Linked DNA regions of Homo sapiens: region 2 is linked to region 1. The links are chromatin contacts, found by Hi-C or POLR2A ChIA-PET in ENCODE. All regions are on one chromosome and are shown on one strand. The core of a region is the stretch at or near the end of the contact, and the rest is flanking DNA. Distances in the headings are between cores, read along the strand shown. Region 1 overlaps MYO3B (myosin IIIB). Region 2 holds the start of ERICH2-DT (ERICH2 divergent transcript).

Region 1 (5,826 bases), core at 1,830-4,329:
TTATATTAATCATATACTTTTTCTGTTTTGCTTAAGTGACTGATATGGTTTAGCTCTGTGTCCCCACCCAAATCTCATGTTGAATTGTAATCCTCAGTGTTGGGGGAGGGACCTGGTGGGAGGTGATTGGATCATTGAGGTGGGGATTTCCCCCTTGCTGTTCTCATGATTGTGAATGAGTTCTTGTGAGATCTGGTTGTTTAAAAGTGTGTAGCACTTCCCCCTTCTCTCTCTCCTGCTGCCATGTGAAGATGTGCTTTCTTCCCCTTCCCCCTTCTGCCATGATTTTAAAGCTTCCTGAAGCCTCTCCAGTCATGCCTCCTGTACACCCTGTGGAACTGTGAGCCAATTAAACCTCTTTTCTTTATAAGTTACCCAGTCTCAGTCTCAGGTAGTTTTTTATAGCAGCATGAGAATGGACTAATACAGAAAATTGGTACCAGGAGTGGGGTATTGCTATAAAGGTATTACCATAAAGATAACTGAAAATGTAGAAGCAACTTTGGAACTGGGTAATGGGCAGAGGTAGGAACAGTTTGGAGGGATCAGAAGACAGGAAGGTGAGGGAAAGTTTGGAACTTCCTAGAGACTTGTTGAAGGGTTGTGACCAAAATGCTGATAGTGATATGGACAGTGAAGTCCAGGCTGAGGTGGCTTCAGATAGAGATGAGAAACTTACTGGGAGCTGCAGTAAAGGTCACTCTTGCTATGCTTATCAAAGAGACTGGTGGCATTGTGTCTCTAGAGATCTGTGGAACTTTGAACTTGAGAGAGATGATTTAGGATATCTGGTAGAAGAAATTTCTAAGCAGCAAAGCATTCAAGAGGGGTCCTGGCTGCTTCCAAAAGTCTACACTCATTTACATAAACAAAGAAATGACCTGAAACTAGAACGTTTATTTAAAAGGGAAGCAGAGCATAAAAGTTTGGAAAATTTGCAGCCCAATCATGTGGTTGTAAAGAAAAACACATTTTCTGTGGAAGAATTCAAGGCTGCAGAAATTTGTATGAGTAAAGAGGACCTGAATGTTAATAGCCAAAACAATGGAAAAAAACTCCTCCGGGGCATTTCAGAGACCTTCATGGCAGCCCCTCCCATCAAAGGCCTGCAGGCTTAGAGGGAAAAATGGTTTCCTGGGCTGGGCCCAGGGTCCCACTGCTCTGTGCAGCCTCAGGACATGGTGCCCTGCATCCCAGCCGATCTAGCTTCAGCTGTGGCTAAAAGGGGCCAAGGTACTGCTCAAGCCATTGCTTCAAGCCCCAAGCCTTGGTGGCTTCCACGTGGTGTTGGGCCTGTGGGTGCACAAAAACAAGAGTTGAGACTTAGAAGCCTCTGCCTAGATTTCAGAGGATGTATGGAAACACCTGGATGTCCAAGCAGAAGTCTGCTGCAATTGCAGAGCCTCATGGAGAACCTCTAATAGGGCAGTGCAGAGGAGAAATGTGGGGTTGGAGCCCCCACACAGAGTCCCCACTGGAGTACTGCCTAGTGGAGCTTTGAGAAGAGGGTTACTGTCCTCCAGACCCCAAATGGTAGATCTACCAATACCTTGCACTATGTGCCTAGAAAAGCTGCAGGCACTCAATGCCAGCCTGTGAAAGCAGCCAAACTTGCAGAACCAAAACGCTGAGCTGCCCAAAGCCTTGGGAGCCCACCTCTTGCATCAGTGTGGCCTGGATATGAGACATGGAGTCAAAGGATATTATTTTGAACCTTTAAGATTTAATGACTACCCTGCTGGGTTTCAGATTTGCATGGGGCCTATAGCCACTTTATTTTGTCCAATTTCTTCCTTTTGGAATGGGAGCATTTACCCAATGCCTGTACCCCCATTGTATCTTAGAAGTAACTAACCTGTTTTTGGTTTTACAGGCTTATAGGTGGAAGGGACTTGCCTTGCCTCAGATAAGACTTTGGACTTGGACTTTTGGGTTAATGCTGGAATGAGTTAAGACTTTGGGGGACTCTTGGGAAGGCATGATTGGTTTTGAAATGTGAGAAGGACATGAGATTTGGGAGAGGTTGGGGTGGAATAATATGGTTTAGCTCTGCATCGCCACCCAAATCTCATGTTGAATTGTAATCCCCAGTGTTGGGAGAGAGACCTGGTGGGAGGTGATTGGATCATGGGGGCGGATTTCCCCCTTGCTGTTCTCATGATAGTGAGTGAGTTCTCACAAGATCTGATTGTTTAAAAGTAAGCAGCACTTCCCCCTTCCCTCTGTCCTGCTGACATGTGAAAACGTGCTTGCTTTCCCTTTACCTTCTGCCAGAACTGTAAGTTTTCTGAGGCCTCCCCAATCATGCCTCCTGTACAGATTATGGAACTGTGAGTCAATTTCACCTCTTTTCTTTATAAACTACCGAGTCTTGGGTGGTTCTTTATAGCAATGTGAGAATGGACAAATACAGAGACTTTTCTCATTTTTACTAGATCTGGGTTTTTGGTTTCTTTGTTTTTGTTTTGCTTTGTTTTGTAATTTTGAAGAATAGGAACAGGGTGCTTTGGACATCAGTTATAGTCCTAGTAGTTTACCTCAACTGAGGGCTCTGTTCAAAACTGGTGCTCTCTGAAGGAACTCTGTGGATACCTACCAAGATTGATCATAGTGCCCCATTTCCCTTGAAAGAATCAGGATGAAAAGGAAGAACAAGGGATGTACTCCACAAAGGTCAGTGCTTTTCTCCACCCTCAGCCAGCTGAATCAATAGCAAGATTCTGACTCTATTGGAGGAGCTGAGGCTAGAGGAGTCTAGAGGCGGCTGGAGGGGAAAGTGGCCACAGATGTGAGAGTGGCAGATACAAGCCGCAGAGGTCACATGCCAGGCCACCATTCCTGAGGCCACATACCTCAGGAAAAACCTTTCACAGCCTGTTCTCATTCCTGCGACTCATTAAAGCACATTACAGAATTGAACAGTTTTTGAACATCATTTCTTCTTAGATTGTTGCTGCAAACATAGCTGTGAAAAGTTCTTGCTAAACTTTTCCGGTGCTTTCCTGAGTTCGTTAGGTCATGATGCACTTTTTGCCAATGCCAAGTTAGGTTTTGGCGTTGGCCCAGGACATCAGGAGTGCAGATGCCAAACAACACAAGGCGGGTGGTGTGTGAGTCAAGTTAGGGTATTTGGCTTCCAAGATTGGATGTTGATGGCATGGCTGTAAAATGTGCCTAGAGAAAATTTATTTTTAAATTCTTTTCTTATTTGATATAATTGAAACAACACATACTCTCAAGACTGCCCTGTTAACCACAGCTGCCTAGTTTATTTCATTTTAAAGGATTCTTTCAACTTTAAAATCAAACATACAATTGTTTAATGGTAGGGTTGTAGTGATTTTTCTTCTTTTTATGTTTGTTTGTTTTCTAAGATTGAGAATAATAAATTTGTTTGCGTTTTAAAAAGTTAATAGAGTTTACTTATTTGAGTAATTTTTGGCTTACAGAAATATTGAGCTTAAAGTACAAAATTCTTACATACCCTTTCTCCTCTCCTTTTCTCCCTGTTTCTTCTATAATTAACATCTTGTATTAGCATGGTTCATTTATTACAATTGATGAGCCCATATTGATACACTATTATTATTATTACATTAGAGTTCACTGTTTGTGCTGTACGTTCTGTGAGCTTTGACAAATGCGTAATGACCTGTATTCATCATGACAGTATCATACAGAATAATTTCACTGACCTAAAAATCCCATCTCTACCTCCTTATTCCTCCCTCCCCACAAGCCCCTGGCAACCACTATTTGTTTTTTTATTTATTTACTTATTGATTTTAGTGCCTCCATAGCTTTGCCTTTTTCAGAATGTCATATAGTTGGAATCATACAGTATATAGCCATTTCTGATTGACTTCTTTCACTTTAGCAATATGTACTTAAGAGGCCAGGTGTGGTGGTTTACACCTGTAATCCCAGCACTTTGGGAGGCTGAGGTGGGAGGATTGCCTGAGGCCAAGAGTTTAAGACCAGCCTGGACAACACAGCAACACCCTGTCTCTACAAAAAATTTAAATATTAGCCAAGTGTTTTGGTGCATGTCTATATTCCTAGCTACATGGAAGGCTGAGGTAGAAAGATCACTTGAGCCCAGGAGGTCGAGGGTGCAGTGAGCTATGATGGTACCACTGCACTCCAGCCTAGGCAGTAGAGCAAGATCCTATCTCTAAAATAATAATAATAATATGCATTTAAGATTCCTCCATGTCGGCTGGGTGTGGTGGCTCATGCTTGTAATCCCAGCACTTTGGGAGGCCAAGACAGGTGGATCACTTGAGGTCAGGAGTTCTAGACCAGCCTGAGAAACATGACGAAACACTGTCTCTACTAAAAGTACAAAAATTAGCTGGGCGTAATAGCACACGCCTGTAATCCCAGCTACTCAGGAGGCTGAGGCAGGAGAATCACTTGAACCTGGGAGGCAGAGGTTGCAGTGAGCCGAGATCACGCCATTGAACTCCAGCCTGGGCAACAGACCAAGACTCTGTCTAGAAAAAAAAAAAAAGATTCCTTCATGTCTTGTCATGGCTTGATAGCTTAATATCTTGGTTGCTTCCAAGTTTGGACAATTATGAGTGAACCTACCATAAACATTTGTGTTCAGGTTTTGGTGTGGATGTAACTTTTTAATTCATTTGAGTTAATACCTAGGAGCATGATTACTGGATTGTGTGGTAAGAGTATGTTTAGCTTTGCAAGAAACTGCCAAACTGTCTTCCAAACTGGCTTTACCATTTTGCATTTCCTTCAGCAATGAGTGAGAGTTCCTGTTGCTCTGCATCATTGTCAGCCTTTGGGGTCGTCAGTATCTTGGATTTTTACTTTTTTTTTTTTGAGACAGAGTTTAGCTCTTGTTGCCCAAGCTGGAGTACAATGGCACGATCTTGGCTCACTGCAACTTCTGCCTCCCGGACTCAAGTGATTCTCCTGCCTCAGCTTCCCAAGTAGCTGGGATTACAGGCATGTGTCACCACGTCTGGCTAATTTTTTGTATTTCAGTAGAAACGGGGTTTCACCATGTTAGCCAGGCTGGTCTCGAACTCCTGACCTCAGGTGCTCCACCTGCCTTGGCCTCCCAAAGTGCTGGGATTACAGGCGTGAGCCACTGCACCTGGCCAGATTTTGACATTTTAATAGTTGTGTAGTCACATCTCATTATTTTAATTTGCAATTCACTGATAACATGATATTAAGCATCTTTTCACAGCTTATTTCTTTCACATGCTTATTTGACATCTGTGCGTCTTATTTGGTGAGGTATCTATTCAGATTTTTTGACCATTTTAAAATTGCATTGTTTGTTTTCCTATTCTTGAGTTTTAAGAGTTCTTTGTATATTTTGGATACAGTCCTACGTTAGATACGTGTTTTTTTTTGTTTTTCTTTCCAACTTTTCTTTTAGGTTCAAAGGGTATGTCTGCAGGGTTTTTTATTTTTATTTTTATTTTTTTTTGAGACGGAGTCTCGCTCTGTCGCCCAGGCTGGAGTGCAGTGGCACGATCTCGGCTCACTGCAAGCTCCGCCTCCTGGGTTCACGCCATTCTTCTGCCTCAGCTTCCGGAGTTGCTGGGACTACAGGCGCCCACCACCATGCCCAGCTAATTTCTTGTATTTTTAGTAGAGATGGGGTTTCACTGTGTTAGCCAGGATGGTCTCCATCTCCTGACCTCGTGATCCGCCCGCCTCTGCCTCCCAAAGTGCTATTTATGTTTGCTAAGTTACTAAAACTCCTGGAAAAACTAGAAAAACTCAGGTTGTCTGCTAAAACAGTATTTAGCAAGAGATCAGTTTGTTGGTTTAAATTTCAGAGAGGGCTGG
Region 2 (5,826 bases), core at 2,191-4,690, 220 kb after region 1:
TCCGCCTCCCGGGTTCACGCCATTCTCCTACCTCAGCCTCCCGAGTAGCTGGGACTACAGGCGCTTGCCACCACGCTTGGCTAATTTTTTGTATTTTTAGTAGAGACGAGGTTTCACCGTGTTAGCTGGGATGGTCTCAATCTCCTGACCTCGTGATCCGCCCGCCTCGGCCTCCAAAAGTGCTGGGATTACAGGCGTGAGCCACCGCGTCCGGCCCTCAACAAATATTTTTGAAACAATGAATTACATAAGAAAAGTTGAAAAATTTCAAATTGGGGACTGTTTGAATAAATTATGGATAAATATTATACAGCCATTAAAAATGTTTTGAGGCTTAAATACATTTGGGAAATGTTTAAGAGGAAAAGTTAAGCAAAAAGGATGCTGGCACCGTGTACACATCTAATGCAAATGTTGTAAAGTATATATATATATATATATATATATATGTGAGCACAAAGAGGATAGAAGGAAAAATAGAATTATTGACTGAGGTTATTACTGAGTGGTAGAATTCTGGATGGTTTTAATTTCTTCTTTTGTGTTTCTCTGCATTTGTTTTATAATTAGAAAAACACTAAAAGTGATTTAAACATTTTTAACATAAGGCACTGCTAACATTCAGATCTGTAATAAAAATGAGTCCATTAAAAATCAGGGAGTTAGCCAGGCATGGTAGCTCACGCCATGTAATCCCAGCACCTTGGAAGGCCAAAGTGGGTGAATTGCTTGCGCCCAGGAGTTTGAGACCAGCCTACGCAACATAGTGAGACCTTGTCTCTATAAAAAAAGAAAAAAAAATTAGCGGGGGGCAGTGGCCTGTGCCTGTAGTCCTAGCTACTCAGGAGGCTGAGGGGATACAGAGGTTGCAGTGAGCTGAGAGGTCAGGCCACTGCACTCCAGCTTTGCAGCCTGGGCTACAGAGCAAGAGTCTCTTTTTAAAAAAAATCAGGGAGTTTCATGAAATGTAGTTGTGGGATGATTCAATATTTGTATAAAACTGGCTCTTCCTCTCCACTTTGTTAGAACGAACTCTTGCTAGACAGACACTTTTGGTAATTTATTCAGTGGTGTAAATGCACAGGCCAGGGCTAAACTGTGCTTTATTTTTGAGTATAACACCAATAATAACTTCTGCAGAAAAGTTAGGTGACTTATTTCTCAAGTTATACAAATAAAGATGAAATGTAGTGCTTTTTCATCAGAGAGAAGCAAAATAATCATCAGTGGTTCAAATAGGTACTGGACCAGGCACTTTACCTAATGATCTTTAATTCTTACGGCTATCCTGAAAGTACTTTTATTTATATACAGAATATTATGGTAGAAGTAATAATATCTCAGTTGTTGACGAATTGTCATGTGCGAGGCTCTGTGTCAGGGGCTTTATTTTCTCTCATTCCATGTTCTGAGCTACAGGGGCAGGTAGTGCATGTATTTCCACTTGGCACTTGAAGACCTTGAGGCCCAAGGTGGAAGCCAGATCACTCTAACCACTCCTCGATGTGGAGAACATACTTTTATTCTCCAAGGTCATGAATCTTTTTTTTTTTTTAATACAGGGTCTCACTTTGTCGCCCAGGCTAGAATGCAGTGGCACAATCAAGGCTCACTACAGCTTCGACCCCCCCTTACCCCACCGCACCCGTGCCACTATGCCCAGTTAATTTTTTATATTTTTTTGTGGAGACAGCGTTTCGCCATGTTGCCCAAGCTGGTCTGAAACACCTGAGCTCAAGCGATCCGCACACCTCGGCCTCCCAAAGTGCTGGGATTGCCAGGTGCGGTGGCTCACGCCTGTAATCCCAGCACTTTGGGAGTCCGAGGCGGGCGGATCACGAGGTCAGGAGATCGAAACCATCCTGGCTAACACGGTGAAACCTCGTCTCTACTAAAAATACAAAAAAATTAGCCAGGCATGGTGGCGGGCGCCTGTAGTTCCAGCTACTCGGGAGGCTGAGGCAGGACAATGGCGTGAACCCGGGAGGCGGAACTTGCAGTGAGCCGTGATCGCGCCACTGCACTCCAGCCTGGGGGACAGAGGGAGACTCCGTCTCAAAAAAAAAAGTGCTGGGATTACAAGTGTGAGCCACCGTGCCCAGCCCATTAATCCATTTTTGCTCCCTTCAGGAGCAGTAAGTAAACTAAACACTGCATCCTACAAATGAACTTGAGCTTTTCTGTCAGGGGGAAGAATAGGTAGAGAAAGAAAGTTTAATCAAATTTGAGGTTTTCTTACACTTCCTTGTAGTGGATCAATGGGAATAACCAGTCAGCCATTATCCATTCATCAGTACTAAGCAAATTCAACAAAACTAATGTTTTCAAATGTGTTGATCAAGACATACCCTTGGCCTTGTTTAAATGAAAAGTCCTCAATCAAACAAGACATTTTCTATGTAAGGGTGTTCCTGTAATAGAGGAGGCAGTGGCCTGCTATGTCCTTATCAAACTAGGGATGTATTTGTCAATGACTCCATTGAGTTCTTTTCAAAAACTTCCATTCTGGCATTTTTCCTTTGCCTCCTACCTATCATCAAGGGCTCACAGGAGATTTAAAGAATGAATGTGAACAGATGACTAAGAGAATTAAAAAATGGCCACGTCTCTGTATTCTCTTGGTTCCGGAAATGGTCCAGCTGGTTCTATTTTTATTATAATAATAATAAAATTTGTTATTTATTAAGCATCTTCCACATGTCAGAGCTTTATACATTTTTATGTCATTTTAGCTTCACAACCATCTACCAAGGTACATATCCTCAGCGGGTAGCAACTCCAGAGATTAAATAGGGAGTACACCTGATATTATGTGTCTACCATGTGAAAGTCGAATCCAGATTTGAGTCCAACAAACACGCGTCCTTCAAAACACGTTGCCTAGCAACAAATTGATTCTAGTTACTTCCGGCATCCCAAGTGGAGAAAAATAACCAATTCCTTCCTAGAAGCCAAGCTTGAGGGACCTTTAGAATTCTGTAACAGAAAAGCTCCCCACCCCCTACTGTGACCCAAGCAGTTACTTAAACACTAATACCTCCCATTGGCCGGCGTGGCAGAGCAGCAGCTCTGGCGCTAGAGGGAACCTGGGCTGCTCTAGCTGGGGGAGAGCCGGGTCTCTGGTTCTAATCACTTGAATCTGACTTCTGGGAAAACTGGCGTCCAGGGACTCCCCCCGGAGACCCATAATCTTCTTGGGGCGACCTCAGGTTGGGGGACTAAGTCCTGCAGGGGACACTTGTTCATCCACTACCAGGGACACCCATCTCTCCCAACTCAAGACTTCTTTTTACTCCCCAAGTTTAAAACTCTGAGGCCACCCCGCCCCCTTCCCTCTCCCTCGCTTAGAATCAGGTATGGACACCGACATTCCAACCTTCTTTCCTTCTTCGGCGCTCCTGAAGGTAACCGGTGCGCGTGCGCACGTCAATCCGAGGGTGTGTGCGCCCAGTTTCCGGCGCCGCGGGACACCCACAACCGCGGGGCTGTCCCTCAGCTCGGCCGCCCGCCCCGCCCCGCCCCCCCGGACCCGCCTCCCAGCCCCGCCCCGGGCCCTCCTCGCCGCGCCCGCTCCGTCCCGCGCCCTCCACCGCCCTACGGCCTGGGCCCGCCTCCACCCTGCCTCTCCGTGGTTCCCCGGGCTGCCCCTGCCCCCGCCCCCGCCCCCGCCACCTCCCCCGCCGTCGCCCAATTCCCCCAGCCCCCACCCTCGGCTGCTGCCCGAGCTTCCTCCACGCGCCGTGCAGTCTCCACGGCGACGCTGCGTTCCCGACTCGGAGCCCCCAGCTCCGCGCGAGCAGCTAGCCGGGCTGGCTCTCGGTGTGTGCCCTTCGGATGGTCTGCTGAAGAGGGCCGCCAGCTGGTAAGACACTCCGAGGCAACGACCGGTCTCCCTCTCCCTAGCCCGGTGTGCAGTCTGACCCAGCCCCCACAGCAGACCACCCCCAGACCGGGCGCCCGAGTCTGCGGACCGCTCTACCGCACCTGGTTCTGGCTCTGGGCCCCGGGCCCCGTGGCTGCCAGGGGCCGCCGGGAAGGGAGGATGCGCGCCACTGGGGTGCGCCTGGCTTGCGGCACCCTCCTCCCGCAGTGGTCGGAAGAGGTGAGGAAGCGCCGTTCGTGTCTACACGGGTGTGGAGATAACTGGGCGATTCTGACAGGCTTGTCTACACTACCATTCTTTGACCGGCCGGTGCACACGCACCAACTCCTTCCCCGCAAATAACGAAGATGGCCCAGCCCATCCCAGGGCTTCCCGACCCCCTTCCCTCAGTCCTTGCCCTTGCCCGGAATTCTTTTACTTATTTTTGGAAAATTAGTTAAGACATCACTACTAGCTAGATATAACTTGCTAGCCATACAAATTTCGATGGAATTTGGACAAATCATTTATATTCCCGGGCCTTATTCTCATCTTATGAGATGATGAAATTGACTTGAAACTTCCAAAATGTTGATATTGTTCTTTTGACTACTCAAACTACTCTACACTGAGCCCCTGTGGCATTTAAAGTAACACATGGTATAATGATCAATTTATTGTTTGGCATAGGTGTCTTGGCTGAATCTTATTTTTACCCTAGGAGAACCCCTGGAAGTCGCTTTTTAAAAATCTGAAAAGGACACCGGAAATGTCTTTTAATATGTTTCATTTTTCTAAAAACCAAATACAATGATCCCCAAATCCAACTTATTTTTTAATTTTTATTTTGTTTTTTGTGAATTGAAATAGTTTTGGTTTTTGTAATCTCTGGAGAACAATAATAACAATAACATTTCTCTTTACGTGTTAAGAGTTTTCCAGAGCTGAAATTCCAGCATCTCTAGGTATTTCATTGCACCCACTCCAGAATTCCAGAGCTTTCTACCTACGCTCACCGGTTGAGCCACATCCTCAGTGTTTTCTCCCTTCTTTGCCCCATCCAGTTTCGGCGTTTAGAACTGGCTTCATTTGTGACAGTTCACCTTCAGGACTGGCCTCCCTGAGCTGTAAATATTAACAATAGTATAGGAGGAGGAGTTATAGTAACTGCAGTTCTGGCAGGAGATGAGTGCTACTATTATTATTTATTGGTAGCTAATTATTTTAACCTTTGCAATTTAACTCTATAAGGTAGGTGGTGTTTTTATCCACACTTTACAGTTGAGGAACTGAATCACAGAGAGGTTAAGGAATTTGCTCAAGGTCACACAGTTTACTGGGATTTAAACATAGACAACCTGACTCCAGAGTCTGGAATCCTAGCACTATATTACACTGTAAAGGAAATATATAAAATTTATATTTAGTCAGTTTAAAAAATGAATGTAAGTGATGGATGATCCTTGACACCATTTGTATACACATTTGAAGCTATGCCATGAAATATTGTTCCTGCATCATGTAATGTTTCCCCCACCAAGCTCCCTGAGGATAGAGGATAGTGCTTAATCAGCTCTGTCTCTCCTTCTCACCAGAGTTGCAGGGCTTGAGTGTGTAGCTAGCTAGCTATTTATTCATTCTGTCTTTGCCTATTAGACTACAAGGTAGCTTATAAAAACCAGTAGCACAAAACAGTAAAATAATTGCATAAGTGGGATGAAGAAAAACATGTAATGTCTTCCAATATTACAAGAGAAATCTAAAATAAAAATTTTTTGAAATCTGAATTTTAAATGTTGGTAATTCATTTTATAAAAGGTGTTTTTGTTTTTTTGTTTTGTTTTGTTTTTCCTGAAGTCTGTGGAGTGTGGAGTCCAAATAATACCAACTGGGGAGGTTCAGAATCTTGTGGCCTCTGGTTGCATGACTCCTAAACTACAATTTCTGAATCTCGTGGCTAATTT

Evidence for each region. A loop is a pair of places that touch in the nucleus more often than their neighbours do. ChIA-PET counts read pairs that join two places held with the same protein, here RNA polymerase II (POLR2A). Pooled maps may share reads with other maps.
Region 2: a loop to region 1 is called in a map of ascending aorta, with 5 times the contacts of the local background. The contact joins the promoter of ERICH2-DT here to the enhancer-like site in region 1. A Hi-C loop is called at or near these places in 1 of 168 maps with a recorded cell type or tissue (ascending aorta) and 4 of 50 pooled maps. POLR2A ChIA-PET finds 5 or more read pairs at or near these places in 1 of 52 experiments (MCF 10A).

Annotation. Positions count from the first base shown.
Region 1 is chr2:170,551,697-170,557,522 of GRCh38, forward strand. All of the region lies in intron 32 of MYO3B (myosin IIIB), which reads left to right. Among named protein-coding and RNA genes, the nearest start is that of LINC01124, 160 kb to the right of the region's middle. Within about 2 kb of position 3,080, at least 3 of the 41 ENCODE cell types and tissues checked have a DNase peak (open chromatin) inside an H3K27ac peak, as active enhancers do.
Region 2 is chr2:170,767,326-170,773,151 of GRCh38, forward strand. It overlaps ERICH2-DT (ERICH2 divergent transcript), which reads right to left and starts at 3,441. Exons shown (of 6, transcript NR_110185.1): 1 at 3,377-3,441. It overlaps ERICH2 (glutamate rich 2), which reads left to right and starts at 3,053. Exons shown (of 10, transcript NM_001290030.2): 1 at 3,053-3,862. The coding sequence starts at 3,357. RefSeq lists silencers at 3,631-3,690, 4,011-4,150.